Regions from separate parts of the Mus musculus genome. Here all the other regions are linked to region 1. Evidence: chromatin loops called from intact Hi-C (ENCODE). Cell type or tissue: heart. All regions are shown on one strand.

Evidence for each region. A loop is a pair of places that touch in the nucleus more often than their neighbours do. Peaks named below come from ENCODE experiments on the same cell type or tissue, not always from the same donor. Only the 100,000 strongest peaks of a DNase experiment are listed, where the experiment ranks them.
Region 2: a loop joins it to region 1, with 4 times the contacts of the local background. A loop is called at or near these places in 5 of 42 quality-filtered maps.
Region 3: a loop joins it to region 1, with 9 times the contacts of the local background. A loop is called at or near these places in 4 of 42 quality-filtered maps.
Region 4: a loop joins it to region 1, with 3.0 times the contacts of the local background. A loop is called at or near these places in 8 of 42 quality-filtered maps.
Region 5: it touches region 1 in a loop (2.1-fold over the local background); 7 of 42 quality-filtered maps call a loop at or near these places.
Region 6: a loop joins it to region 1, with 4 times the contacts of the local background. A loop is called at or near these places in 3 of 42 quality-filtered maps.

What each region holds. Positions count from the first base shown.
Region 1 is chr3:54,805,271-54,810,270 of GRCm38, forward strand. Rfxap (regulatory factor X-associated protein) reads right to left here and starts at 2,521. Exons shown (of 3, transcript NM_133231.2): 1 at 1,929-2,521; 2 at 90-197. The coding sequence starts at 2,405. It also overlaps the pseudogene Gm10254. In heart, no CTCF peak of the experiment used is centred here; DNase peaks (open chromatin) are centred at 1,991 and 2,571; H3K4me3 peaks cover 2,776 bases; H3K27ac peaks cover 1,755 bases; H3K27me3 peaks cover 281 bases.
Region 2 is chr3:55,112,281-55,117,280 of GRCm38, forward strand. It overlaps Spg20 (spastic paraplegia 20, spartin (Troyer syndrome) homolog (human)), which reads left to right. Exons shown (of 9, transcript NM_144895.2): 2 at 4,704-5,000. The coding sequence starts at 4,706. Among named protein-coding and RNA genes, the nearest start is that of Spg20, 2.7 kb to the left of the region's middle. In heart, a CTCF peak has its summit at 2,971; a DNase peak (open chromatin) is centred at 2,561; H3K4me3 peaks cover 1,272 bases; H3K27ac peaks cover 2,704 bases.
Region 3 is chr3:53,861,541-53,866,540 of GRCm38, forward strand. It overlaps Ufm1 (ubiquitin-fold modifier 1), which reads right to left and starts at 2,267. Exons shown (of 6, transcript NM_026435.5): 1 at 2,209-2,267; 2 at 2,074-2,130. The coding sequence starts at 2,210. In heart, no CTCF peak of the experiment used is centred here; DNase peaks (open chromatin) are centred at 2,261 and 2,561; H3K4me3 peaks cover 1,768 bases; H3K27ac peaks cover 1,500 bases.
Region 4 is chr3:55,352,157-55,357,156 of GRCm38, forward strand. The region is part of intron 3 of Dclk1 (doublecortin-like kinase 1); the gene reads left to right. Among named protein-coding and RNA genes, the nearest start is that of Gm9831, 49 kb to the right of the region's middle. In heart, a CTCF peak has its summit at 2,862; DNase peaks (open chromatin) are centred at 515 and 2,085; H3K27ac peaks cover 588 bases.
Region 5 is chr3:54,753,704-54,758,703 of GRCm38, forward strand. It overlaps Smad9 (SMAD family member 9), which reads left to right and starts at 1,879. Exons shown (of 6, transcript NM_019483.5): 1 at 1,879-1,991. In heart, CTCF peaks have their summits at 1,881 and 2,538; a DNase peak (open chromatin) is centred at 1,798; H3K4me3 peaks cover 2,113 bases; H3K27ac peaks cover 2,327 bases.
Region 6 is chr3:54,686,788-54,691,787 of GRCm38, forward strand. No RefSeq gene overlaps it. Among named protein-coding and RNA genes, the nearest start is that of Supt20, 5.8 kb to the right of the region's middle. In heart, a CTCF peak has its summit at 2,517 (motif pointing left); no DNase peak of the experiment used is centred here.

The sequences.
Region 1 (5,000 bases):
CAGTGACACAATGCAGTTCTGGAAAAACAGTTCCACTGAAAACAAGCGGTTTTCACTAACAGATCTACAACCACTCAACAAGCACTTACCAGTCTTTTCTGATTTAACACTTGCTCTAGAAGAGTAGGTCTTGCAGGGCGATCACCAAAGGATCCTGTTCTCTGTTTGACAATGGAGAGTATGTTGTCTGTGCTTTCCTGGGATCAAAGATAAACATTTAATACGGTGTTGTAATCCACAACAGCAGGTATTTCAGTGATAATGAACATCTCTCTCTTTGATCTTTCTCCTTTTTTAGGTTCAGGTTCTGTGGAACTTTAGGAAGGCCTGTAGATAAGTCACAGGTACTGGCAGTCATTTCTAAGTAAATGCCCTCCTCCCTGCAGGCACCCTCCTCCCTGCAGGCTTCCCAATCTAGGATCTGCAGTCTCTTGCAAGGTCTCAAACTGAAGCTATTTGGGCAGAGGGGAAGTTTAAATACCTGTGGCCTGTTTTCACTGTTGCAAGAGAATGACAAGTGACACCGAAATCTCACACGGAGCAATCTTTAGTCCAAACAGTCTGCCTGCTTTTGGACAAAATAAATTAACTCAGAGGCAATCTACTGCTAATGAGATACTGGATTCATACCTGATTCACACCCACAAGAAGAGAGAGGCAGTAAAATACTGGTTACAGAAGCAAACAGCTTTCAGAGTAAACTGGGTGGAAGGGGCTAGAAATCACAGCTAAGAGGCCACCACTACAGAGCCAACAGGCAAATTCTGCAACAGCAACCTGTCCCCGAGACACTGAATCCCATTTCAAATTAGTAATGCTTAATCCCATATATGAATGAATCTAAACACTGAACTTCTCCTCACATAAAAGAATGCTGCTGAAGTTAAGTGAAACACTCTGCCTCTGGGAAAGCTTTGGCCTTTTATCTACTGGCTTCCGAGTTGTCTATTAAAACATCCGCGTCGCACCTTTATCGTGAGATGCTTAGCAAACTTTTGTTATAAGAAGGTTTCCATACATACATGTTTTAGGTCTCAAAATATTAAAAACTCTAAAAGAGGATTCTAGTATCACAAAAGCGAAGATTTTTTTCTTCTTCTAACTCTCCCCAGTTACCCTATTTATAGGACCGCTTCCTTTACATACACAGTACATGGAATGCTATAGCTGACTTGACTGTAGAGAACCTTATGTCTTCACAACTCCAGGCCTTGCACTGTGTAGGTAGGATAATGCTAATACCACAAAAATCAGACGTTTATAGTAGCAATAATTTTGAGTCATCTAGGCCAAACTTCCACAAATGTTAGAAGTTCCCCTTCAAAAGGAACTTCTGTGGTAAGGAGTCTTTCTACTTTTTACGGGTTTTGTTTTGTTTTTTAAACAGCTCTAATACTTAGGTGGACTTTGCTGGGTCTGAGCTGAAATGCACACCACTTATAATTTTCACCTAACCAAAATAAATCCGAAGAAACACTAATTGGGCATTATCTTAAGGGCAAAAGACGAGGGAGCCGAGACTTAAGGGAGATGAATAATGGACCTAAATACAGACAGCTAGCAGCAGAAGCCCAATTGCAGGGCACTGGCGTCTCTCTTCCAAGCTTGACTTGAATCAAGCAACCGAGCAACGCCCATGTGTGCTGTAAGTTACTACCCCACTGTCAATCCAACTTTTCTCAGGGGCCAGGGAGTCTAAGAAAAAAAAACAAAGTCACCAAAGTTACAGAAAACCAACAGGGTGTGTCAATGTGCCGGATGCCTCGGGGTAGACACTGGGAAGGGTTTACTAAGGAGAGGTGTAGATCACCTCCAAAGTGCCCATGTCAGCTGGAGCAGAGGATGAGCCCTTGGGGAGACCCTGAGTGTGTACCAAGTAGGTTGGCACCCATCTGCCCTGGCCCCGGGGCCCCGAGGAGCAAGCATACCTCCAGTTTGACGTTGCCTGTGCTGGCCGCGGACGGGCCGCCAGAGCCCAGTGCCTGGTCGCTCTTCTTCTTCTTGTACTTGTCCTTGTACATCTTGTTGCGGTGCTTCTTGCACATCCAGGGCTTGCGCTGCTTGGCCACCTGGCTGGTGGTCTCGCGGCAGCCCTCGTACGTGCAGGTCTTGGAGCCTCGCCTGCGCGCTGCGCCGCCACCCTCCGCGTCCTCGTCCTCCAGCTCCTCCGGGCTGGCCGCACTCTCGCCGCCGCCCGCCGGGTCCGATGTGTCCAGCAGGTCGGCGTCGTCGTCCCCCGCCTCGTCCTCGGCGTCTGCCGCCGCCTCACTCCCCGCCAGGCCCGGCCTCAGAGCGCCGTCCGCCTCGGCCTCGTCCTGCCGCATCACCAGCACCGTCACCGGAGGGGCCGTCCGGGGACTGGCGGTGCTCGGCCCCGAGCCCTCGGGCACAGCCTGCGCCTCCGTGCTGCCGCCCGAGCCCGGGTCCGCCACCGCGGCCCGTCAGCTCTTGAGAAACACAACCGTACTCGACAAGCGGCAGCCCGCCGCACGTCCCGGAGCCGAACCGCCAGCACTGCACTGCGCGTGCGCCGTAGCGGTCCGCGAGCCTCTGCTTGGGAACGGCGAGAGGGGCGGGGTTGAGCAGGTGCGAGACAGAACCGACTGCGCCTGCGCGGCGGCCATCCGCAAGCGATTCCTAGGTGCAGGCTGACCAAGAACCCGGCTGACAGCCGGTCGTGGTGGCGCATGCCTTTAATCCCAGCACTCGGGAGGCAGAGGCAGGCAAATTTCTGAGTTCGAGGCCAGCCTGGTCTACAAAGTGAGTTCCAGGACAGCCAGGGCTACACAGAGAAACCCTGTCTCCTTCCAGGCGGGGCGGAGCGGCTGACAGAAGTCCCGATTGCGCATGCGCAGCTGTCCTCCGCTCGCCTGGCGCTCACCAGTTGGAAAGACTGGAGAATGGAGACTGGAGGACGGCCAGGAGACACTTTCTGCCTGGACCCATCCTCCCTGACGGGTTCAAAACGCGTCTCTCCTGGAACGTCTCTGGATAGATTAGGTTCCCGAGAGGCCTGAAGAGGAGTTTGAAACAACTCGAGGAGGAAACGGTTTATTTGGCTAATGCATCCCAGTCAAGTCCCATGGGGACATGGAGGAAAGCTTGCTCACAAGCTCTGGTTCGCCTTAGGGTTTCTACCCAGTGCGGACGCTCCTGCCTTTTCTGACATTCCCAGTAATGAGATTGTTGACTCATGTGACAGTTCTGTTTTTATTTTCCCCACAAGCTGCTCTCTGTCTTCCATAGTGGGTGCTCGGGTTGGCGTTCACACTAGCAGTGTAGGAGAGGTCCCTTTTCCCGTATTCCCCCAACCCCCGCCAGTGCTCGATAGATATCTTATCTCTGATAATAACCGTTTCATCTGGGATGAGATAGATAACACTGTTCTTCAGGATTAGGGATGTATATTACATACACCTGTTGGTCTTTGCATGCTTTCCTTTGTGAACCAACTACATCGCCCATTTCAATAGGATTATTAGGTTATTATTATTGTTATTACTTATTTTTATTACGTTTGTTTGAATTCTTTTCTTTCTTTTTTGTTTGTTTTTGTTTTTTTGAGACAGACAGGGTTTCTCTGTATAGCCCTGGCTGTGCTGGAACTCACTCTGTAGACCAGGCTGGCCTCGAACTCAGAAATCCACTCAGAAATCCACCTGCCTCTGCCTTCCCAGTGCTGGGATTAAAGGCGTGCGCCACCACGCCCAGCCTTTGTTTGAATTCTTTATTTGTTTGTTTATTTATTTATTATATGCAAGTACACTGTAGCTGTCCTCAGACACTCCAGAAGAGGGAGTCAGATCTCCTTACGGATGGTTGTGAGCCACTATGTGGTACCTTTGGAAGAGCCGTCGGGTGCTCTTACCCACTGAGCCATCTCACCAGCAGACATTCTGATGTTAACTACTCATCAAATGTAGCTTGCAAACATTCTCTCCCATCTTCGACACGGTGGGAAGCATGGCAGTGTCCATGGTGCTGGAGAAGCGGAGAGTTCTACATCTTGTTCTAGGGCACACAGAAGACTCCCAGGCAGCTAGAAGAGTCTCAAAACCCAACCCCAAAGTGATGCACTTCCTCCAACAAGGCCACACCTTCTCCCACATAGCCACACCTCCCAGTAGTGCCATTCCCTGGGCCAAGCACAGTGAAACAACCACATGCACTAATCTTAGAGCTCACTGATTGGTTAGTTTGACAAACTCTGTAAATCCAGCAGTAGAACCTGCCCCATTCCTAGGGTTGCAGACATGTATGACCATGGTGGGCTTCCGAATGGGTGCTGGGATGAAATTGTGGTCCTCATTCTTGGAAGGCAGCATGTTACCCATTAAGCTTTCTCTCCAGTTCTCTCTCTCTCTCTCTCTCTCTCTCTCTCTCTCTCTCTCTCTCTCTCCCTCCCTCCCTCCCTCCCTCCCTCCCTCCCTCCCTCCCTCTCTCCCTCCCTCCATGTTTCTCTCTGTCTCTTTCTTAGTGAGGTCTTGGGAATAAAATGTATGTTATAATGCTTGCAAGGTAAACTCTTGAGCAAGGAAGCCACCTCTCCATCTTACTGTCACAGATTTTTACACAACTCTGTTTTATCTATCACGCACCTAGTTTATAAGATTACCTTTATCCTAGTATTGTTACAAAAAGGCTTCATTTTTTGTACCACTTACATTTATCTTTGATTGCAGGGTAATTCTGGATTTATGCCATTTAACTTTTTTTTTTTAAATCAAACTTGTTTATTGTTGCTTTTTGCCATCTGGTAGCATTTTACACACAGGCTTCGATCTTCAGAATACCCTGGATTCAGTAGAAAAACCTTTTAAATGAAGTTTTTTACAATAGAAACTTCTCAGCAGTCAAAATTTGGACTGTAAAAAAATACATGCAAAACATACTTTTCTGAAAACACTTAACTTTGAACAAAGCACCGAACTACACAAATGCAGAATGAAAACAGCATTTCAACTCCACCAAAAGTAGTCATCATAAAAGGTGTAAAAGTC
Region 2 (5,000 bases), 310 kb after region 1:
GAGGGCGTCACGCGGGGCTTTGTGAGCCGGGTCCACCCCGGGACGCCCAGCGGGGGTGGGGGCTGCGGCCCGGGTCCAGGCGGCATCTTGCTGAGAGCCCTTCTGCCAAGGAAGTTTCCAGAAGTCCTGCTGAGGCTATTCCAGCTAGTACTGAAGGAGCCTTCGCCCATCTTTCGTCTCCTACAGCTCTGGCCCGGGGAGCGGCGCTCAGGTCCTAGATCCTCCTGCCCCAGGAACCCGCGCATCCCTGGTGCTGGCCCTCCCATCCTTGGTCCCTTCTTATCCCCGGCGCTGGTCCTTCAATCCTGCGCCCCCGCGCATCCTTGGTGTGCGTTTACCTATCCCTGATCCTCGCTTGTCCCTTGGTTCGGATCCTCCCATCCCTGATCTCTGGTGATCCCTAGTGTGCGTCCGCCACTGTTCCCTCTCCAAACCCCACTGGCTTTCTTGCTCCTCTACAGCTTGTCCAACGTTGGCAGCTGAAAGCGCCAGGAGCCACAACACTGGCAGTGAATGGAGCGGGCATTGGTAATTGGGATACAAGTTTACTGGCTTCCAGCATCTCAAAGGACCCCCGAGGCCTAACTTTAGGTCTAGAAAAGTTTTCTCTGGGAGTGTGTGTGGTTTTGTGAGGCTACTTTATTGCTCTAGTGTACGGCTGGTTCCGTTATTCCCCATGGTTGTGGGATTGCTTAAGGATCCTCGAGATTTGCTTTGTTGTATTATAAACGGAACGGTTTTTGATCGATGAAATGACCCTCGGATACCTAAGAATTTAGCAACTGTTTTAAAATTTTCAGAAGCAATTAAGTGAATAATGAGTGCTCCTAGTTCTGAGGGAACTGGTCTTGGTTGGTGTGCCTTCCTGATGGTCTTAATTGTGTTTGTGGAGGACTTGTTTGAAACAGGAAACCTCTGTATTTTGAGGAATGTGGTTTGTTGCCCACGTGGTGCGCGGTACAATCTGAAACATACAGTTCCCAAGCAAGAAAGAATTGTTGGAATGGTTCTAGAGTTGAACCCTCCCTGACAATCAGTCCCCCATGTTCCCGACCCAGATAGGAGGAGTGAGGGATGTAGCTTAGTACAGTATGCTCAGTATAGTTGATCATGAAATATTGTACACGTCAGAGAGAGACGAAAATCTGCTACTTTCATTTTAAAAATGTTATATCTGGGTGATGAGTAAATTAGCCTTATTTCATCATTCTATATTTAAATTAAAAGTCTGAATAATGGGACTGGAAAGATGGTTCAGCAGTTAACAGGTTATCTGCACTTGTAGAGTACCCAGTGCCCATTTCCAGCTTCACCGGAACCTCCCCTCCCCCACATATGCATAATTAAAAATACTAAAAAACAAATATTAAAAAATTAGAATAGTTCAAAAATCAGACTTCACAATCACTTTGTACCCTATAAATGTTAACCTGCCAGTATATAATCTGAATAACAAACCCTTCCCATTCCCCGTTTTGTAACAGACCAGGCATGCTGGCATCAGAACTCCTGTTGCTGGCTGTTTCCCCATAAGCACAGTTATTTGCTACTTTCTCTGTCGTGGAATAGAACTGAGTTTCCAAGTATTTTTAATCAGAACTTTACTTCTGGTGCAGAGTGAACCACATACATAGCTGAGTTTAAAGTAGGTGTTTCTTACATCTTTTATTAGAAAATTTAAACAGGAGTGAGGACACTAACCCTGAGGACCTGAGTTCAAAAACCCCCAAACCTGTATAAAGGTATAATCTCTGCCCTCATATTGGGAGATGAGAGGCAGAGACAGGAGACTCCCCAGAAGCTAGCCTTGTCTACCAAACAGGAAAACACAAACAAACAAACAAACAAAAAGAAGCAAAAGACCCTGTTTCAGACAAGGTGAAAGACCAGGACATACACCCAGTTGTCCTCTGACCTCCCCAGGCCCCAGGGCATGTGACTGCCAACATTTTACAAGCAGAGATCTGTATACACAAGTGAGAGAGAGAGAGAGAGACAGAGAGAGAGAGAGACAGAGAGACAGAGAGAGAGAGAGACAGACAGAGAGACAGAGAGGGAGACACAGACACACACACATAGAGACAGAGAGAGAGGGAAACACAGACACACACACATAGAGACAGAGAGGGAAACACAGACACACACACAACAGAGAGACAGAGAGAGAGACAGAGACAGACAGAGAGAGAGCGTGAATATGTTTAAAAGTCCACCCTTGTTATCTAGAGCAGGTATTGGTTCGTGACTTGGTGATTGGACTGTTAAGCTAATGAAAGCACTGTTTATTTAGTACTTTCGATTGGCACTCCACTTTCTTGTAACCAACATTGAGAATTAAAGCATATGAAATCATTAACTTTTCAATCTTTTTGAGACATTTGGTAAACAGTTTTTTTTTAGAGTTTTTTTTTTTTTTTTCCACAGTTTTTTTTCAGTGCCCAGATATGCCTGGGCACTGCTTGATTCTCTGTTTATTCTGAGCACATGAGTCCAGCCTGCTGCCCAGAAGCCAAAAGCCACAGAGCCATGGCTGCAGCCCAGCGCTTCATAGATGGCACTGTCAGAAGGTTACACTCTCCTAAGTTCACGCCTTCTTGTGCCCCAAGGGAAATGAAGTATGGAATGTTTGTCCTGTGGCTTCTGAGAGGAAGGGGTTGGAATCCGTGGAAGCCTAAGGCATTATGACACAGCAGAATAGATTGCAAGGAACGTGTGTCAGCAGTGACCCCAGGATAGGACAAACATGGGTTTTTATATTGCCACTTGTATATGCTAGTTCCTGAATTGGGGGCTGATCTTGTCTTGTCCACTGTCTTAAAGTCCACTCTATTGGCTCGTTTTTCACTACTAGGAAGTCTCACTACTAAAGTCTGTGGTGCCTTCATTGTGTAGAGTTATAGAAGCACTCTTCTATTCCTTGATGTTTGTTTTGGTTTTTTTTTCCTGTCCTGAGAAGCTGTAAGGAGTCCACAGTGACCAGCAGGGGCACATGTGACAGTTGACTGTTAGCTGTCAGACATATTGGACTTGACATAAACTCTTAAGTACAGTGTAGGCTGTCTTTCTAAGACATGACACAAAGAAAAGCAAAGTATTTACAAATCATTTTTATAGTGGTTACAACTCAGAATAATAGTGTGGCTGTATTTGATAAATAAAAGCTATCATTAAAATTTCACCTGTTTCATTTTACTTTGTTAGTGGTTCCTGGAAAATAAAAATTAATTTTGTGGCCCCCAGTGTAATCTTTCTGGACATGACTGCTGCAAAGCTTTCATTTATTTGGTAAAGTAAGTAATTCAGCTTCACTATATACATGAAGAATTAACTACTTTTGTAAGCCAACCTGTCTCCCTTCCAAGGCAGCTTGGATCAGTCTTCTGACCCAGTTCTTAGTGTTTCCTATCTCTCAGTAGCATACTAGTGTTGCTCCGTTTTGCAGTGCAGTCATGGGCACTGCAGTAAAGACGAGGTTTTTACCTCCTTCATCCTCGCACACAAACTTTCCATCCTGTCTTCCTGTCCTCTCAGGGTGGTGTAGTGTAGTGTGTCATCTGCTAACATCAAGATGCACTATTTTTAATATTATGGCACTGAAATAAAACTGAAGCAGGGTGTTCCCCAATTACTCTCTTGGTTTTGTTTGGCATCTGTCTTCCCTGGAGTTACTAATTGTTTTGGTTTTTATCACTGTAATGTTTCATTTTTACTAATAAAACCCCAAATTCTCCCAGAATTGTATAAGTTTTTCCTAAAACTTAGGAGCACACCAGACACTGTCAGTTTCTGTTTCCGGATGCTTTCTGGGTTACTTTCCAGTCTAGCTCTGTCACTTTGTAACTACCTTGGGAATTCCAGCTTCAGCTTGGGATTCCACTCACCACGTGAGAGGGTAGGAAGTGTGTAAGACACTGTCCTGAAGCCTGCCTGGCGCGGCAGCCCGCTCGCTCTCCAGCCTCTGTCACAGCTGTTGAAACCTGGGAATTTGTGCTTCTGGTTTTTGGATTTATCTGTTCTCTGTGAGTTAATCCCCTTACTCTTCTGTCCGTCATTTTTCTCTATTCTGCATTTCGGAGCATTTTAGAACTCACATTGGGCTTTCTAAAAGAATGTCCGCATTTTATTCTTATTTCCTGTTGTTCCTTCATTTCATTGCTCTTCATTCTGGGCATTTTCTCTAACTTTATAAACTCTCTATCCAAGCTATTTTATGTGTAATTTCTAAAAGCTGAATATGTTCCCCCCCTTAGGGCACATGTATATCTTTGTTTTATGGATATTCTATTGCCCCCCCCCCTCTGGTGTATGCATGCGTTGGAGACCAGAGGTCAGTGGGTGGTGATGTTCATCAGGGGTTGGTCACCATGTGGTTTGGTTTGGTTTGAGACAGGCTCTAGAACTGTCTTGGAGGAGGTAGACTAGCAGTCTACCAATGAGTCCCAGGGATCCATCTTCTCAGCACTGGGGTTAGCACTCAAGAAGAGGCCCTCCTGAGTTTGGAGCTGACCACTGAGCCACCTCTCCTGCCCTCTTTACTGCTACCAATAACATTTATCAACTCACCACGTACTTATTGGGTGCTTTCTTTGAAGGGACAGAAGATAAGAGAGGCCTCTGTCCTTGAAATCTATTCTCATAGGAAAGAGGGCTAAGTACACTGCGAGCTAACTGGTTAATGGCAGGTGATGATTCTTGTCTTGCAGAGATGGAGAGAGAACCAGAAAATGGAGAACCTGCTGAAATTAAGATCATCAAGGAAGCATACGAGAAGGCCTTTATGTTTGTTAATAAAGGACTGAACACGGACGAGTTAGGGCAGAAGGAAGAAGCAAAGAACTATTACAAGCAAGGAATAGGACACCTGCTTAGGGGCATCAGCATCGCGGCTGCAGAGCCGGGGCACACAGGCCCTGCGTGGGAGGCTGCCAGGCAGATGCAACAGAAAATGAAGGAAACGCTTCAGAACGTCCGCACCAGGCTAGAGATCCTGGAGAAGGGCC
Region 3 (5,000 bases), 940 kb before region 1:
ACACATGTGTAGAGGGGCTGATAGAAGCCAGAAGAGGGCATCAGATCCTTAGGAACTGGAGTCATTGCCAGTTGTGAGCTAGGAATGTGGGTGCTAGGAATTGAACCTGGGTCCTCTGCAAAAGTAGCTGTGCTCTTAACAAACCATCTCACCTGGCTGGTGAGATGGCTCAGCGGGTAAGAACACTGACTGCTCTTCCAAAGGTCTTGAGTTCAAATCCCAGCAACCACATGGTGGCTCACAACCATCTGTAATGAGATCTGACATCCTCTTCTAGTTTGTGAAGACAAATGTTATAGACTTCCATATAATAAACCACCAAGCCATGGCTCCACCCAGGTTGGTAAAAGTGCAGACCATGGGCAGACAGACACTTAGATGAACCCTCTCTCTCTCTTCTTAAAGACACTGTGTCTTTAAGACGCTAGCCTCCAACCCAGAGAATTAGCTTGCCTTTGCCTCACAAATGCTGGGATTATAGGTGTGCTAGTATGCCCAGGAGGAGATCTGTCAGCAAGGCCAACTTTTCTATAGCCTTGGTCTATTTTATTGCTTCTCGTCTAACGTTTTAAAATAAAAATGTTAAAGGCAGTGTTAATTAAGTACAAAAACCAGACACCTCTCTAGCAGAGAAAACGTTTCTATTTGTCAACACATAAAACATCGATGTCATATAACATTTGTAGGGCTAAGCCTGGATTTCTCTTCTCAGAAGCGCAGATGAATTTTTTGTGCTAGCATTTTTCCTTCCAAATGTTAATTAATAACCTAATCCTCAGTAGAACAAAGCAGGAAGACTGTAGAAAGGGGCTTTCCCAACAGTAGCTATGTGCTTTCTTGTAAAGGCATGGGAGATGTTTACGGGCATTCCATAAAAGTGAGAGGCGTCCCCTCTGATTTCTTTTGAATGGTGGGAAAAGGAGCTGTGGAAATTTTGAAATAAGACAAAAATACTTTCTGTGGATAGGAAAATGAGAAAATTTAGGGGAGCACAGTCGAGTGCCAGTTATGAGGGTTTCACATAAAACTCATCAGCACTATTGTAATTTCTTCAGGAACAGAGTTAAGTGCAGAGAACATAAATTTGGTTTTTCACCAAGCAAAATATTCCAAGCTATCAGAGAGGTGGCTATCAGATTCCTGGGAGTTAGCAAAGAAACGATCTTTAAAAAAAAAAAACAAAAAACAACAAAAAAAACCTAGACTACAGACTTTCGTCTGCACACGAAATGAGTGGGTATGGCACTAGGGAGGCAAAAGTGACAGAAAACTTTTAACTTTTATTGTTGAAGGCACACTGCGGTACATCATCCAGAGGAAGAGAATACAGCCATCTGAAGACAACCGTTTAGAATGAGCCCTTACGGGAGAGACGAGGGATACGTAGACCATTTTAGACATGGAAAGATAAGGGAACCACAGGCCACGAGGCTGAATGGATCACGGGTGGGAAACTTCAGAAAACGATGACAGCTGCTCTCAGCTCAGTTAGCTGGGCCTTGGTGCCACCAAACCCGTCATGAATGAAATCTATGGAAACCCTGGTCTGTCGCAGGTTAGCATAGGTCTTCCAGCTGCAGGAACTCAAAAGGGGTCAACTTAAAAATCATACTAAGATGGAGCTGGGTAACCTGTGTTAGCCATCAACTGAACTGCTGAAGCACAAGGAAGGGCCCAACAAGGACACAAGGTCCTACACCCCCATTTCCCAATCCCGCTAAGCACTTTTTATAAAGATCCAAGTGTGTGTGACTGGGAGTTCAGCACCTAGGCACCCAGTCGTTGTGTTTATACACAACAAAGCAAAAAAACTGAAGTTAAGAGTGTTCGGGTCGGACCTGTCAAAAGTCCAGACTTGGGAAGTCCTCCCTAACTTCCGGTAACAGCTGGTCCAGGTAAAGACCTTTAAATCAAGTAAACGGGTTCCATCCTCGTCCAACCTTCTTCCCGTTGCACCTGCCCACCCAGAGCGTTGCGAGGGGCCACTGGCTTTCAGCAGAAATGCCGCACCCTTCCTCCTGTCCCCCTCTGTCCCGCCAGGCCCGGCCAGCTCCAGCCCTGCCTGTCACTCACACTTTGTACGGCAGCCGCGGGTCCGACGTCAACGTGATTTTAAAGGACACCTTCGACCTGCCGGAGAGAACGAGAAGGCGTTACGGTCGGGACCGGCCACGGGGTTAAGGCCGGGACACAGGGACGGATACTTACATGGTGGAACCGCCTGACACACACCGCGCCCAGCCGCCCGCCGCGCTTCCTTGATGGCCGGCAGCGGGGGCCTTCGCGGCCCACGTCGCCCTCCAGCGCGGCTATCCACACAGCGCCTGAAAATTGTGTCGGAGCTCACAGGCTACAGAAGGCCGATAGCCCACAGTTAGACATTTCATTCTGAGTGTGTCTGTATCAAGTTGAAGTGTAAATGGTAGAGAGAGGATATGTTTCTACTTTTGGTAGTTCACTGACACATTTTTAGTCAGGCAATATAAGGGATGTCAAACAGAGCGGCCGCTAGGTCCCCACTGGCTGGTTACGGCGGAAGTAGGGACTGAGTCGAAGCCGGACGTGGCGGCGGAACTGGGGCCGGGACTCAAGGTCCGGGCGGATGAGGAAGCGTTGCGGAGTTGCTAAGCAACCTAGCAGCCGGCACAGATAGATACTAGAGAAGCTGGACTCAGTTGCTTTAACTAACAACGTTCTTTGATCTTTCTAGCATTTCTGATAATACGATTTCCATCCGTATTAACCTTATAGTTTTCTTCACATACTTCACACTTCACTACAGACTTTTTAATAATTTCAAAAGAAAGTTATCACGATAGAATTATGCTGAGATTCCTGTTAGGGCCCAGAAGAAAAAATTGTATCCTAGCACTAGCAGGTTTTGGAGGGAAAAAAAAATCATTACTATATCCCGTTGTTCTTGATGTGTCCAAATAGACTTTAACTCTAATGCAAGGTTGCCAATCAGGTACATTTGTTCAGCTGACCAATGAACCTTGTGTACAGCAGGCACTAAACTAAAGGCTGAGCTCACTGTGTACACCAGACATAACCAAAGGCTGTGATCCCAAGCAATCAGGCATAAGTCCTTTAGCATCTGTCAGTCGGTTGGATTTCTATCGTGAGAGGGGAAAGCTGTCTTTCATCTTTATCACAATGTAAACGCCAAGATAAGCATTCCATCTCACAATAACTATACCTTTAAAAAATATATACTGCAGTAAGTTGATGAAGCCAGAAATAGGCACTGAACCAAGAGGAGACCCAGTCAAACTTTAGAATGACAGGTGGATTCTTCATGAGAAATCCTGATAGATTAGAAGCTCCCTTAAGAACATTGGAACTACATCTCATCTTTCCTGTAATGTTTTCTATAATGGTCTATAATGTTTTCTCCCAAAGGTGAGAATTCTGGTGCTGACTGTAAGTAGCACTCCAATATTCTCCTGCTGTATGCCATGTAGTGAATCCAAGAGACATATACTGACTTGTAGATATGGATATCAAGGCCTGTATCTTCTAACAGCTAAAACTACATAGTTAATGTGTATGACTAAAGTCTTGTCTCTGAAGACAAAATTACCTGTCTACCCGTGCCATCTATTGAAATAACACAAAGTTAGAATACAAATTTTGGTTTGTTTCTAAGAATACACATATATTTTAAATAAAATTTGTATCTGCTCAAGTATGGAACTATGTGACACAACGCTGAAAAGGACACCATAAGTCTTGGATGGAAAGTCGTCCTGGCAGTCCAGAGCCAAGGAATACCACAAAGTCACACTACACAACACACTTCACCCGGGAGATTCATTGGGAGGGGAGAACCCAGGAGGGTGGCTGCCTCTGCTAGGATGAGAAACAGACAAGCAGCAGAAAACCCGGCAAAACATGGGGTTGGTATAGCGTTTCCTGAGGGGTGAGATGGGGACAGAGATTTCCGGGGTGGCCTGGGATTGGAGGAAATACATGGTCTGATCTTTGGGCGAGCTCAGGAATTGGTGGAGGGTTTTTGTTTGTTTGTTTGTTTGTTTTCCCTTGTAGTAGGGCTCCTAGCTATTCTTCCTCAGCGTTGGGATTGGCAGCTAAGCCCAGTAGGGAAGTGTAGGTGCCAGGCCTGCCCCATCTCTGGGGAAAGGGCTTAAGAAGAAGTCTGTGAGCATGGCAGGGACAGCCCTCCTGCCACTCAAGTGGGCATGAATAGTCAACAAACTTACTTTGTTCAGAGTTTCTGTTATATGTACACAACACAGTGACTACAAGATTCAACCCCAAATGGTATGCAACTTCAATAGTCAGATGCTAAGGCTACTCCAGAAATACCGTACTGCATCAAAATAAAATCGAAGGCTCCTAAGACACACCTGAGACTGGAATGTTACAGGCAACTTTAGAACAGATTTTGGGAGGGGCATATATGAGCTTCCTTCCAAGTGGCTCCACCTCTCCCCTAACCAAACCAAGCTGCTGATTTAAGTCCCCTAAGTTATGTATGTGTCAGTTGTTTCTTGTGCTATACCCCATGTTTGATAGTCTATAGTCTGGGCCTCAGTTTCTCGCTTGGTCTACTTGCCCTCTTTCCTCTTCTCTTTTCTTCTTCCTCTCTTGACTCTCCCCACCTCTTTCATGACCAGGCTCAGTCTAGACACATCCAGATGCCTCTAGCTGAACTCTCCCTTATATCTACAATAAACTCCTTGTCTTCAACAATACCTAGGTGTGGTCATGTCTTCATTTCCACTCAATTATCAAAAGATAGTGGGAAGCACCTATTTGTGGCTGTTTAGAATACTCTTTTCCATTTTAATTCCTCCACTGCCACCACATGTTTGTGTCCTCAAGAATGGCCATCTCTAGTGCCCTGAGAGTTTCCCCTTGGTTCTAGAAAGAACACTATAGAGTCATATACATTCAATGTTTTGTGTTTTAAAAAAGTTTATCAAGTCATTTTCAATTGGCAAATTTTATAACAAAAGGATCCTCTAATTTGCTGAAAA
Region 4 (5,000 bases), 550 kb after region 1:
GGAAGGCAAAGCTTGAATGTTAGAGAAGTCTAGGGAGGGAGGAGAGCTGGGTCAGGATAATTCTAGAAAATAGAAGAAAAGAACTATGAATAGAAACGAGAAAGGCACACAACAAAACCCCCTCCTCTCTGCCAGATATCCCCCCCTGGGACTCGAAAGGCTTCTGGTGGCAGAACACAGATGACAAAGAAAAAGGATTTGGAAAGCAGAGGTGGTTGGACTTCCTAATTTTCTGGAATTCTAGGGTAATACTGTGCCACCCCCTCGTCCTCCTCAGCGTTGCGGCTGGAGGAGAGACAGAGTGTCTCCCATCCACCTCGAGATGCCGAGGTCTTAGGTCATGTGAGGCTGTTGATTATCCCCCAGGCTCTGTTCAGCTCGGACCCAGGATGAAGACCACCCAGAGCCGGCTCACAACCATGCCGTCTGGTCTGAGGGGATGACTAAACGGTGGCCCAGTTTCGGCTGCCAACGTCTTTCAGAGGCCATGAGAGGACGCCAGCCCGGTTCGGTCTATGCTGTTCTTTGTCAGACTCTTTGATGACTAAAGATGTTTCTGAGCTAAAAGTCAGGCACCTCTCCAAGGGCCATGGACAAAGGGAACCTCCCAAGATGGTTCTGTAGTCACTAGTTACGAACGGTGTTGGCTCCCTGGTTCCGGCCTGGCACTAGTGACACCCAGTCATCGCACATGGAGTTTTCTCACGGAGTAGCTTGTCCTAATGGTGGTGATTGGTGACATTTTATAAACTCAAGGCCCAAGGATGTTGGATAGTAGAGGAGATCGAGTAAGCCAGATGGCTGGAGCCAATGCTGTCGTTTACAGCCCCTAGTTTCCTCTTGAGTGCAAATCCTTCATCTGAACTCTGCTTGTAAAGAACTGTGAAATGCCCAGGAGATGCAGCCTATGTTTGGCTGTTCTTGGTCCATGCAGAGCTCTAGTTTCCGGATATCTGACTCTGTCTTCTGGCATCCATGAGCACTGCAGACATACGGTACACTTAGATCCGTACAGGCAAGCAAGCCTATGAGTAAAATAAAAATAAATATTTACCAATAAAAGATACACAGACACTTTCTTGAGGCAGTGAACTGCATTACACTCTAACAGTGGGTGCACGCCCTACGCTTATGCAGAGCCACAGAATATGCAGTGCTGAAAGAGAACCTGGTGGAAGCCATGGATCACGTGACAGCATGTGGTAATGACGCGTCTGTGTGGATTCTTCATGTGTAGCAAACACACTGCTCTGCTGGAAGTGTCGCTAGGAGGCGAGGCTGTGTATGTGTAGCGAGGTTGGAACTGCAACTTCTGCTCAAGGTTGCTGCAAACGAAAGCTGTCCCAAACAATGAAAGCTTACCAACAAGAAGATAGTAATAAGATAAAAAAAAAATGAAATTTCATCACAGGTTACAAATGAATGAATCGTGAGGATATTATAGGAGGACAAGACCAATACTGTATGATCGGTTATGAGATGCCTGAAGCAGTCAAAGTCACAGAGAGAGAAGGTGGCCTGTGTCTGCTAAGGTCAGAGGAGGGAAAGAATGAGGAGGAAGTTGAAAGCTAGTTTCAGTTTCAAAAGATGAAGAAGTGTTCAAGAGATACAGTGGTGGTAGTTGTATAAATACGTAAGTAATAAAAATATTCATGATGGTAGCTTTTATGTGCTGAGTCTTTTACCACACTATAAAAATAAACGGTTTTTCCAGCAGACCCCAGACTAGGAGATTCTATTATGTCTCTGATGGCAGACTTTACGTTGGAACATTCTTTACTTGAGGTTAAAGAGGGGCCAGTGTGCTGGGATCCAGCAGGCCTGACGCCACTGCTGTGCAGAGAATCCTTCATATTTACTGCGAGAGGGACCCAGCGGCCTGCATGCGGTCCCCTCTGCAGAGACAAAGATCACTTTGAGCACTTACCGCGTGGTAACACACTGAAAAGGCTTGCTACGCTCCAGCTTCCCAGACTTGAATGAGGTAAATGACCAGGGCTGGCCTGCGGCCACCGGGGTTTGTTCCCCATGAATCAACACCACTTGACATGGAGCCGACTCAGCATCTTTTTCAAAGAAAGAAGTATCCTTTTGGGCTGACATTGCAGTGAGTCAGTCCTTTGGCACTGGAGTTGGAAGCAGGGCGAGACAGGGCCTCAGATGAGCAGCACAGATCTGAGGACCATGCCTTATAGATGCTCTTTGCCTCTCAACCTTTCTGTGTGTTTGCTTTCTGTCTGTCCTGACCCTGACCCCCTGAACGGGATGGGCTGGCTGAGGTCTCTGTGTCAGGGCTCTGTCATCCATCACTTTATGGTTGTTAGGGAAGGCATTTGGCATCACTTTGCAGCCATTGGCCCCTGCCTCCGCCATGGTCTGACATTTTGAACACCCATTTGCCAGGCTTCATTGTTAAGCAGAGCCCTGCGAAAGATTGGGGACAGGTTGGCTAATGATTAAACTCTGGAGGGCTCATGTTCCTTGTCTTTAAAACAACACATATGGATTTCACTTAAGAAGAGAGCTTTTCTGAGGACCCGAGAACCAGAGGAGGCATGGGTGGGGCTTCAAAGTCTCTGGACTCTGCACATGGGGAGTTCTTACTCTGGTTAGATTTTAAATTGTCAAGATTTAAGCTTATTTTATAACGCTTTAGAATACCCACATGATTCTGCTAACAAGTGTCATTTCGCAGTATTTCTTTATGAAGTGGAGCTTATAAAAGGTGGTGTGTGTGTGTGTGTGTGTGTGTGTGTGTGTGTGTAGAATTCAGCATAATTGCTGCAAGTCTAGCTTGACTTTTCTGGAGTTCTTCTGCCACTCTGTGGACAATTGTGGTATTACATGTTGTTTCTTCAAGCATCTACATTTTCTATTTTGTTATTAAAGTGGGAAAGCATTCTACTATGTAGCTTTCCCCCTTAGTTATAATCTAATATTAAGGATTAATAATGAAAACCAGCGCATAATAAAATCATCACACATTGTTTTAGCTAGGGTTTCCATTGCTATGAACATTTAATTGGGGCTGGCTTACAGGTTCACAGGTTCAGTCCATTATCATCAAGGTGGGAGCATGGCAGCGTCTAGGCAGGCATGGTGCAGGAGGAGCTGAGACTTCTACATCTTGTTCCGAAGGGAACTAGGAGAGACTCAAACAGCTAGGAGAAGGGACTCAAAGCCCACCCCCACAGTGACACACTTTTTTCCAACAAGGCCACACCTCCTAATAGTGCCACTCACTCCCTGGGACAAGCATATTCAAACCACGACACACATGGGCTTACTTGTTATATGGAAAAGGACAACATAAATCATGGAAATTCACTGACAGGTTCGAAATTGATGCCAATTTATGATAATTGTAGTAACGAGCCATTAAGGCCTCCTTTGAGGGACAAATGGCCATCCTGGTTCCTGTAATCTACACATCTGAACATGGTTTTGTGCTTGGGGTGTCAGTTGACAGCTCCTGATGGAGAACAGGGCCATCCTCTCACCAAGCACGGCTACGGGACTGCCTCTTCCCACCTTGAATCCACTTGTGGGAAAAAATTAAATGTCCTTCTGCCACTGGTACACCTCTGGGGTGATATCTGAAGTTGGATCTCTTCCTTGAGAATGGCAGTGTATTCCTGTACTTATTTATTGTACCCCTAGTCTCTGTGATTCAAGCTGATACCACTGATCCGGAATATTCCAGCCCTAGTCATTCCTTGTCCTCAGTCTCCTTGAACAGTCCTAGTAAGGACACCCAGTGGGGTCAGACCAGTCAGAGCTTATGTTGTCAGAACTGATCAGAGGAGTCTGAGGACAAAAGGCGGTTGAGTCTACCTTGTTTGGGGCAAGCACCAGGTGGTTGGCACGCCTGTCCCTCTTACCACTCCCAGTAAAGAGGCTCAGATATGAAGGCTGTGAACCGATCATGGTGTCGGCTGCTCTCTGAGGAGCGTCACACACACACACACAGGATTTGTGATGTTCATGGCTCTGTGCTTGGTTTCTGAAGGTCTACTGAGGAATGGCTGACACAACTTGAGTGCATGCATATCCAAACTACAGCATGCTATTTTGGCCATTTTATAAGATCTGGTGAGGGCCGTTGAATATTTCCGGTTTATTTCCCTAAATCCGGAGTCCATGAGGCTTAAACCTCCAGGTCACTTCTGAGGCTTTGCCTCTTAGCGCACAGGGTCTCTACTGATGAGCATCTCAGCCCTGCCCACCTGAGTCGCCTGCAAGTGTTACTATTGCTGTGCCCAGCAGTGGCTCGCTTCCAACCTCAGAGCAGTTGAAGGCATGGGAGGGTCTTTCTCATGGTCGATGCACTGTTACTTCAGGAGACGCCAGCGATCTTCTGTGCCTCCAGTCTCCATATTTGTGAGAAGGGCTGAGTGTCTGCTGCTTACCACCCACGCTTCCCATCTCCGATACCACTTCCGATCTAGTGTCTATTAATTCTTCATTTGTACACAGATGAGTAAACTTTGTTGAACACCATCTATCTGTGTCTGGTTCCCTCTCTCTTCCCCTCCTCATACATGAATGCTCACACAGCTGAGCACTTAGTAGGCCATCAGTATCACATGTCAGGTTGGTTGATTTGGCTAATTGAGAACCTACAAGAGGAAAGAATTTGCCAGAAGTGGTTTGGAGACTAGATGAGATGAGGAGAGGGCGGTCAGAAGGAGAATAGGGCCGGGCTGTGGCGAGAGGTGTCATTAGACATGTACCGGTGAGAATCAGTTTGAGGTGTGCCTATGGGAGCCACGGGGACAGCAATGGATGGAAACGCTGTGGAGTGGAAAGAGGTGGATCTCAGAGTCAGGGGTCACTGCTCATAGCAGAGGATTTTAAGTCTGCAGTTGGAAAAGGAGACGCCCCGGGGCAGGTGGGAAGAGCTTAATCAGGCAGAAGTCAGCTTTTCTGTGAAGGACTCTCACTAGTGGGCAGCATGGGAGTTTGCCGCATGCTTCTTATCATTGCGCCAAGTGGACCCC
Region 5 (5,000 bases), 52 kb before region 1:
AGATGAGGTCACTTCATGGCCATCCAGAGAAGGAGCCAGGGTACTTATACCCTCTTCAGTTTTATGTTGCCAGTAAGGGAAACTTCTCTAACAAACCACTTCCCAACACTGCCACTCATTGGAGCCCAGGCAGGTGTGTTTCATACACAGATTTGCAGGGTACTTCGGAGCCCAGCTGTAGCACTGTGCGTCTAACAGATGTGGGCAGAAGTAGGAACAGCAAGGATGCTCACAGTCTTCCCAATTGGTATATTCTCCCAGAAAATTTTAGCTGTGCTTTTTTTTTTTTTTCAGGTCCCTAACCAAATTTATAAGGGAATTACCACCTCATCACAACTGTTGACAGTCTGGTTTCCTGTGCATTTCTGTAACACAGTGCTGTGGTGGAAGAGAATTATGTTCCTATTATATGATTAAAAAAAAAAAAACGCAGAAGAAGATAGATTAGAGAGGAGAATTTTTATAACCAGGGTGGTCAAAAGAATCCATCAGCGTGTGTTCTTCTCCAGGGCTGGTGTTTGCCCTTTCTTGAATCCCACCAGGTCTTACTGTTTTATCTCCCTAACCTTTAGGGAGTAAAGTCCAGAAAGGGCAGAGGACACACAAAGGCCCGTCCCACCCCTACCCCTTCCTACATGTCTCTTGACTTCTGTGAACTCACAGCCTCCATTGTGGAAGCTTGAGCCTGCTTAGCAGAGGTCTTCCAACAGTTTGTGCTTCTTCCGAATCTGATTGGATCACTTCTTTCTTTAATATCATTTCTGGGAGGGGGGTGGAATCCCTGAGCTGCAAGGTATCGATTCAGAGAACCTAATTAGTTTACTTGCCTCTAAATATACACAAAGCACAGCCCTCTTCCAGCCCATGGCTTGGAACGTTCCACCACCACCGGACAGTATTTCTTCTGGGGTTTCTTCCTCTCCAGGTCAATCAGAAACCTATCATAGCTCGGTTACAGCAGGGTAGATGAGCCAGGTGTAGAAAGACACTTTCGATTTGAAGTTAAAGAGGCATTTAAACTTCTGCGATCTGTTTTTACAAGCAAGGCCCTCCTAGGCTACACTTGGATGATGATGCAAAACTACCCGTGTTCCAGAAAGCGGAGGTTTGAGGATTAGAAAAAGAAGTTCAACCGAAGGACCTTCGTTTACATTTCAAAGGTGCCTTGGCCTCTTAGTGGACATTTGTGTTCTGGGGCTGACTGAGGTGGCCCTGTACCATCCTCTTCCTCTTGGAAGACCTATAAGGAGGTTTGGTGAGGGATCAAAGGCCTTCGGCATACCGGTGCCACTTTCCAAGCGGCTTTTCAGAGGCAGGCAACCTAGGAGATAGCCAGGCCACTGGGCAGGAAGGTTCCTCGTGCCCATGATGTATATCATGAGTAGATTAGGTAGCATGTATTCTACGCTGGATAAGAAATCACAACCTACATATTATAGAACTGGTTTGAAACTCTGCTTGCCACTCAGCTCGTTTAGATGTTCTTGGGCTGATGCCAGGGCCAGTCATGCCTCAGAGGAACAGACAGCCAGTAAGCGTGGCCTCCAGGGACCAGGACTCTGCGGTTCAGGAGACAGGCATGGTTGGTGGTCCTGTCTGCCTCTCCTGGAGCAAGGGGAGGGGAGGACAACCGCCCCCCTCCCTCTGCTGCCTACAGCCTGTCCAGGTGGGAAGGACATTTTCTGGGGATGACCCGGAGACTCCTCTGTCCCTGAAGGCTCTCTGCAGGCATGATGTGCAGAGCGGGCGGGTGCGCGGCGGGGCGGGGAGCGTGGCGCGGCCAGGGCGCTTGGCCCCTCCTGGCTGGGGCTGCGCGCACGGCCGCCTGGCGCCCTTCCAGCGCGGCGCACTCACGCGGGCGGCCGAGGAGGAGGCTCCAGCCTGACTGACGCCTCTGGAGCCGCTGTCTCGGTCCCGCCGCCGCCCGGCCGACCCTGCAGCTACCGCGCAACCGGAGTGCGCGGGGGGCACGCGTGGCACCTCTCGGACAGGTAAGCGCTGCCATGCCGCGGGCGTGGGCACTCGGGAGGCCCCTGAGGTCCCCAGGCGTGGGACTTGGTTCTCCGTGGAGAACCTGGGTGGTGTCTGTAGTGTGCGAGGGCTCCGCGGCATCCCAGCACCTGGGACCTATGGCGCGACGCGTGACCCGGGGCGTGGGCAGGGATGCGGGATGCGCGTGGGCCGAGTGCAGAAGGATGCACACTGTCCTGTACCCAGGGACAGGCGCCCTGGAGCTCAGCTCCGGGAAGTAGTCCTTTGCTGCAGAGCATGACAGTAAAGAGGCTAGTGTGAGTGCGTGTAAGGTAGTTATTGTGACTCTGGGGGAGATTTTAAAACTCCAGGGCACCCTTGGCTACGAAGCCTTATTTCATACTCATGTCATTTTTTTTTTCCTTCTCTGCTTACCTTTGAGGCATACACAGTGAGAAAGAGAAGAAAAAAAGTTAGGAATGTTGAGTGTCTGTAGCTGTTGGGTTGTGTTTGTCTTCTCCTGGGCCTACCATTGGGTGCCAGCGCTGCGCAGACAGGAGGGGGCGAGGTGGGGACAGATGCAGGCGACTGACTGACGCCGGCCTTGTGGGAGGCGTGTGGGGAACCTTCTTAAGGGTGGCTAATCGCTGCACTTCTTACTCCCTCCCCTCTCTCCCTCTCTCTACCATGGCAATTTAAAATGATAGTTTTGAGGTCCTCCGTTAGCGTCAGCCTATCTCTGGACTGGAACTGGTCCTCCTGAGAAATAACCTACAAATGAAGTGGATCTCCTTTTGGAAGCAAATTGTATGTAATTCGGTCAAATGCACAGCCACAGAACACTAGGAATCATTTTTACTTTTATGGCTTGCTGACGACGTTCTGTAAAAATGTAATTAGCAACGGGAGTGGAGAATAACGGTAGTCTTCGGCCCTTTAAATCATTGCCGCTTCCTAGGCCACTCCTCGGGAGGATTTGTGGTTGTGAAATGTGCTAGCATGCCTGTCAATGAGAAGGAATGCCTTCGGATGTTTACACTTAAAAAACTATTCATTTATATTTTAAAAAGGAAATAAAAATTCAGCCCTAGCACACTCTCTAGCAAACGACCAGGATTCAATGCTCTGCCTTTAGAAAGCCAGGAACATGAGTTTAGATCTGTGGTTGATTATCCAAGGACATCACAGTTAAGAAACCGGTGTGGTAGTTTATAAATAAGGAACCTTTAAAATATGCTAAGATTATCAAGGTGTCAAGTATTTCTGAAAACAGACTCCTTGGTGACAAGGCAGCTTCCTGCAAGCCAGCCTTTTCTGAGTCTTTCCTGACACTGAGGCCCCCCACTTTTATGCTTGAGTGGTTGGCTTTGTCGGGTTGCTCCCCTCTCCTCCCCTCACCCCCCTACCCCCACCCAGTTTGAGCTATGCTTTGGAGAATGTTTGCCTAGTCTGGATCCAGCAAGCTCACTTACCAGTGGAGTTGTCTAAAAATCAGAGACAAATTAAAGTTAACCTTAAGCACTTGTCAAGTCTTTTAAAGTCAGCATGAGGCACTTGGTGTTTTCTTTATCAAATATTTCTTTTGCTTTTACTGACATATTCCCCAGCTAATGGGCAAATCAGAAAATATTCACTGGTATAAACTTCTGTGTCTCTGATACCCTAAGATGTAGGAAGAAAAAGAAGAAACATTTCTATTATAGGAAACGTCACCCCAGATATCTAAGCATTGAATAAATGGTAAATTTGTGTATCTTTTCTGGCCAGGTGGCCAAATTGGAGGAGGAGGAGAAAAAAAAAATCAAAGAAATTATTCTTTCGTATGAATAAAAGAATTCAATATCAGTTTTACAAATAATTGGGTTCTGATGGGCGAGAGTGCAACGTTCTTTGCCGAGTTGGAGAGAGATGGTCACTGGCGAATGAAGGCAGCTGATTCTATCTGACCTTCCCTCCCTAGTACAAGAAAACAATTTCATCATCTTGCTTTAATATGATCTAAATTATACTTACCCAGGGTGGGAAGGTCAGAGTTATGATATAAATATTCTTGGGTTTTATTTTTTTTTTTGAAACATGGCATTAAATCCCAATGTTTTGACAGAGCTTAGCGTAGACTTCTGTTTATTCTTGTGCGTACGGAGGAATCCAGAAATGGGTGTATCCAGAATAAACCAGCAAACTGGGTGTAGGTTGAAAGCACGAATCTCCTCAAATTGTTGTAATTCTGGGCCGTTGGGTTTTTATTCCCTTTATTACCGTTGTTAGTGATTTGGAAAGTTGCCTAAATTTTATTTCGATGCTGTGAGCAGACAGGAGGGTGTTGTGTTAACCTGAGGGGTGTTTGTGTAAGAACAGGGACATAGAAAAATAAACAAATATTCCCTGGCAATCAACTAACCTTTAAAAGCAAATATTCCAGTAAAGCATGCCTGTGCCAACTAAATAAAGTACTTAGGATTTTAAGAGTAATGCCAGCATTAGATGTTATCAGGACCATGCAAACTGGGTTTTCGTCTTCATGTGTCTTCACCCTGCCAGCACCCAGCCTAGGTCCCCTGGTCTGCCTCATACAGGGTGTCCCTGGCCAGGCTTATTTTCCCATGCCTCCCATTGGGGTTACAAGAGTGAATTACAGCTTCCCACGCAAACCCAGACTTTCCTTTTATCGGCCTATTTCCTTGAACCCAGGCTCAGTCTCAGAATGCCTTTCCCTCTGGCCTCACCTCCCATCAGATCCCTATATTTGCTGGACACCTCCTCATTTTGTCGGCTCTGCCCAAGTGCTATAGTCACGGTCACGGACTTTTCTCAGACAACCTTAGTGGTGGGTATGTCCTCCGAGCCTATGTCGCTTTGCACAACGTGCTCACCTATTTCTTCCTTATTCCCTCCTTTACTGTTAACTGCAGTGCTTGGCTCAGGACTTAGTCAATAAATATTAATTAAATGAAAAACTCTCTTTATTGAACCCGGGTCCCTTCTGAAATAAAATCTATAAAAGCATTTCACCCACAGACTAGGTCTTA
Region 6 (5,000 bases), 120 kb before region 1:
GCTTTGCCTTCAGATGTTAACTAGCTAGTCAATGAGGCACAGAGCCTGCATGCTTGTAAAGTATACCAAAACTCTGTAAATGTATATCAGAGGAAAAGAATGTCTCTCAGGACTTTAATCTACTTGAACACTTTGTGAAGGAAAGGAACCTTTAACTGGGCCTGTAAACATGCATGAAATTATACAGAGGACAGGGGAGTGATTGCAACCTAGGAAGAATGTGTGGACTCAAGACACACGGAAGTGCTGCTAGCAGTTTCCTGACATGAGGTAGTGGACCGAAGAACCAGGGGTTGACTGGATAGCAATTGTCAATTTGTTAAGGCCAGAGGCTATCTTATGCAGGCAGGCCCGTGTCACGGCTTCAGAGTTTTAGAAGAGCCTTTTCATAGTCAGTTCTATCATTCAGTAGTCTTATTCACCCCCAAGGCGTCCTTTGCTCACACAGCTCACCTGTATACTTTGTAACTTTCGGTTCATTTCCCATGTTCATATTAACTCTTTGTGTGGAGGTAAAATTAAAGAGGAACTATATGTTGTTTAAATCTCAATACAGTTGTTTAATCTGAAACTACACACACACACACACACACACACACACACACACACACAATCTGACTCAGCCTCTGTTGTTGGCAGTCCATCTTTGTTTGGCTTCCTTGGGTTGCTATGCAAATATAGAGAACATTACTGCTTTGGGAAACAGGATTAACTAAAATCTAGGTGCTTAAACTATTCCCTAGCCCAATACAAACATGCCAGTGTGTTTATTCAACAGTCACTCCAAGGGCTCTTGATGGGCTATTTTGCTTCCCACTGTAGTTTACTCGTAGTAATTCCCCTTTAATACCCTATTAAATGAGAGCGAAGGTTTCCTTTTGTGTGTGAATGTTCTCTCTTACCACTGGCAAAATACAACTCTCTCTCTCTCTCTCTCTCTCTCTCTCTCTCTCACACACACACACACACACACACACACACACATTCTGAGTTTTACTTTGCAACAGGGTCTCACCATGTAGACCTGGCTGGTCTGGAACTCACTATGTCGAGCAGACTGTCCTGAAACTCAGAAGCCCTCTGCTTCTATGTGCTGAGTGCCGAAGCCCACCACTCATCCTCAGCTCTGCAATACGATTTCTCGTGCTGTCTACATGGTTATCAAACAGAAGTTATAGAAACAGAATTAACAGGTGCCTGGTGGGATGCTCAGCCCTGTCTAAGCACCCAGCGTGGCGGTGTGCGCTTGTCACAGCAGCTCTAAGAGACTGAGGAGAGAAGCCCCTGGGTTTGAGACTATCCTACATTTCATGGTAAGACTGTCTCAAAAAGCAAAACAGACACAACTTCTAATGTTCTGTAAACTTTATATTTATATATAATACCTCATTCTAGAACTATGAGCTTTCTCTGAAAAGTGACTGAAAGAGAAAATATTAAATTTTATTTTGGAAGATGGAGAAACTAGCAAAAGACATTGGAAATCACTGATAATTCATTAACTATCCCAGTAGCTGTTTTTTTTTATGTTTAAACAAAGTATTTACCTAACAAATTGTGATGTTAGATCATTTGTCAGTGATTAATTATACCAAAGGAGGTAGTGCTGTTTAATTCCAGTACTTAGGAGGCTGAAACTGCAGACTCATTAAGTCTGGGCTAGCCTGAACTACAAAGAGACCCTGTCACAAAAATTACTTTTAAAAAGGGCATGGATATAGCTCAGTGATAGATCTGCTTATATGAAGTAGGTCCTGGGTTCAATCAATTTTTCAGTACTGGAAATCAAACAACAAAATATCATATAAGATTTTTTTTCTTTGAGCTTTGAGATAGGATCTCTCATGTTGTACAGACTGGCCTAAAACTTGCTGCATAGCCAAGACTACCTTGAACTCCTGATCCTCCTACCTCCAACTCCTAAGTGCTGGGATTATAAGTGTATGCCACTAGGCCCTGACCAAACCCCACAATTTATAAAAGTGCTTCTGGAGCCAACTAAGACAGGACACACATCTGCAGCCCCAGATATTCTGGAGGTTGGGGAAAGATGATCAGAAGTTCAAGGCCAGTGTGGTACAGGCCTACAGTCAAAATAACTGGGAGGCTGAAACAGGAAGAGCAGAACTTCACAGCCCACCCACCCATCCATCCATGTATCCATGCATCCATGCATCCATCCATCCATCCATGCATCCATCCATCCATGCATCCATCCATGCATCCATCCATCCATGCATCCATCCATCCATCCATCCATCCATCCATTTTCTATCTATCTATCTATCTATCTACCTACCTACCTACCTACCTACCTATCTATCATCAATCTATCTATCTATCGAGGTTTATTCTATAAATTCTGTTACTCTAGAGAAGGACCCTGACAAATACAGGGAACTATCAGAAAACAATATTGTGTCAACCCTTCCTTCACAAGCCAAAAGTTAAATCTGTTATCACAACCAGTGCAATACTTATTTTTAAGTGAAGTCCTGACCTCTAGTGGCTACATAGAATAACCAGTCTACTAAATAATTTTAATGTCACGATGAGAAAATGACACTGCAACTTTCCTAATGAGAAACAATCAGTAAAATAAAATAAATGTGAAACTAATTGAACTTTTATTTTTAAAAAATCAACTTTGAGGCCAGGTGTAATGGCAAATTCCTGAAATGACAGCAGCTTGGGAGTTGGAGGCAGGAGGATCAAGAGTTCAAAGGCATCTACAGCTCTGTAGCAAGCCTGGGAGATCCTTCTGGAAAGTAACAGTAAAAACATCATTGACAAAATAAGGGTTAGTAAGTAGAAGGTCAGTGTGTGAAAATAGGGGCACAGACGGACCAAACCACACAGGGCCTTAAGTAACAGGTTCCCAGACCTTATTAGAAACCCAGACCTTAGGCCGGTCAGTGGTGGCGCACACCTTTAATCCTAGCACTTGGGAGGCAGAGGCAAGAGGATTTCTAAGTTCAAGGCCAGCCTGGTCTACAGAGTGAGTTCCAGGACAGCCAGGGCTATACAGAGAAACCCTGTCTCGAAAAACAAACAAACAAACAAGAAATCCTGATCTTAGCATAACTGACTCCATTATGTAATGCTCACATGGCTAAAAACCTGAACAAAGACCTAATCAACCACAGTCCATAGTTCTGGAAAAGTTTCTAAATGTACTTACCTTGCTTTTTGGCTTCTGCTTCTAGCTAACTGTTCATGTTAACAAGTGTGTCAACCCAGAATATGGTTTTTGTGCTTAAAAATCTGCCCTGAGAAAGGTTGGGGCTACACTGGGATCCCAAACACCCAGGATAGTGGCTTGTCCTGCTCATAAAGACTTTCTGTTGGCTTAAACCTGTGTCTTGAGTCTTCTCTGGTGGATATGCCATAACAATATCAAAGATGAGTTTATCTTGTGAACACCAGGGGCTGAGCAAAAATATTTAATATTCAAATATTTAACTAAATTTCTAGTACCCAGGTAATCTTGTATCCTCCCTGTTAATTACCACCTTTGTGGTCAGCTCACCCGGTATCCACACAAGGCCTGAACCAGCTTCATCAAGGTTCTGGACAGGGTCCCAAGGGAGACCAGGGATGAAAGAGAATGAAGAGATAACAAAAAAAGGAAAGAGTCAAAAGCTGGGCTCAGGAGGGATGCAAGGGCTGATGACCCAGGCCGTTACGCTTATTAACTGCAGACCTCTTTAAGTGGGGAGACAAAACAAGTCAAATAGAGAGCATCAGGCAGTAGAATTACAGGGAGTTCAGACTACCTCAAGCTCAACCTTAGCAAGGCACATTCTAGGAGGGCAAACCAAGTGCTTTACATCTCAGTGTCTAGAACATCTGACCACATACTTACGGACTGGAAGCCACGTGCCAGTTTCTGGACTATCTCAGGCCCTGGTGACAGTCCATAGGCCTTGGCTGGCAGGACCCTGCCTACGAGAGGGGGAAAGCTGCCAACACCCATCACCAAGGCCTCCAGGCAGTCTTCAATCCAGTCTAAGCCCTTATACATGCTGGTAGTACTGTGACTCCTCTCTCCTAGCCTTCACTTCACACTGAGAAGAATGCCTTGAATTCAGTGATAAGGACCGGCTACAGAGAGGCAAGACTTAGGGAGCAGGGGAGAAAATGAAACTCAAGAAAATAGCATGTAGCCAGGTTAGAGCTAGGAAGCCAAGCCTTCAACCACAAAACTGAGACACACAAATGTGGGGGCACTCAGGACATCAAGATCCCTGACAGTGACTGGCATCACTAGCACTCTGAGGGCCAGAGAGGGTGGGCCTCTGCTGGAACAGCTTTCTGTCTGATACTGTCTGATATTGATGTTTTAAAACTCAGTGTAGGGTTAGTTGTGGTAGTCTGCACTAATCTCAGCTCTCAGGAGCCAGAGGTAGATCAATTTCTGCCGTTTTAAAAACCAACCTGGTCTTTATAACAAGTTTCAGGTCAGCCAGAGCAATAATAATAACAATAACAACAACAGCAGCAGCCAGGACCTGTGCTGGAGCCTTGCTCTATCCTTATTGCAATGCTAGCCCAGTCCAGGTGGTGCAAAGGTACACTGTGAACCATGAGCAAAATAGCCTAAGGGCCAGAAAAACAAAAACAAAAACCAACCAAAAACATGATCATCAAATCCTTACAGAATGAAATCTGCATGTTTGCTGTGGTTTAATCTACCATTGTGAAAGTCAGCCGACATCTCCATTGCCAGCTACTCTGTCTAGGAGGTTATCTGTTGTACTCTCACGACTTCTGTTTCAGATCTAGGCTGTTTTGATTTCTGACACAAGACCAATGCTCACCTAGAGTCAGTGACAAAGTCCAGTGGAGACAGAATTGTCTTCATGAATGGCTTTTTTGTTGGTTTGTTTGAGGCAGTGTCTTGCTCTGTAAGTCCAGCCTGTAAGTCACTGTGTAACATACAAACCTTAGATTTGTGTCTCTCCTGAATGCTGGGATTACAGGCATGAACCACCATGACA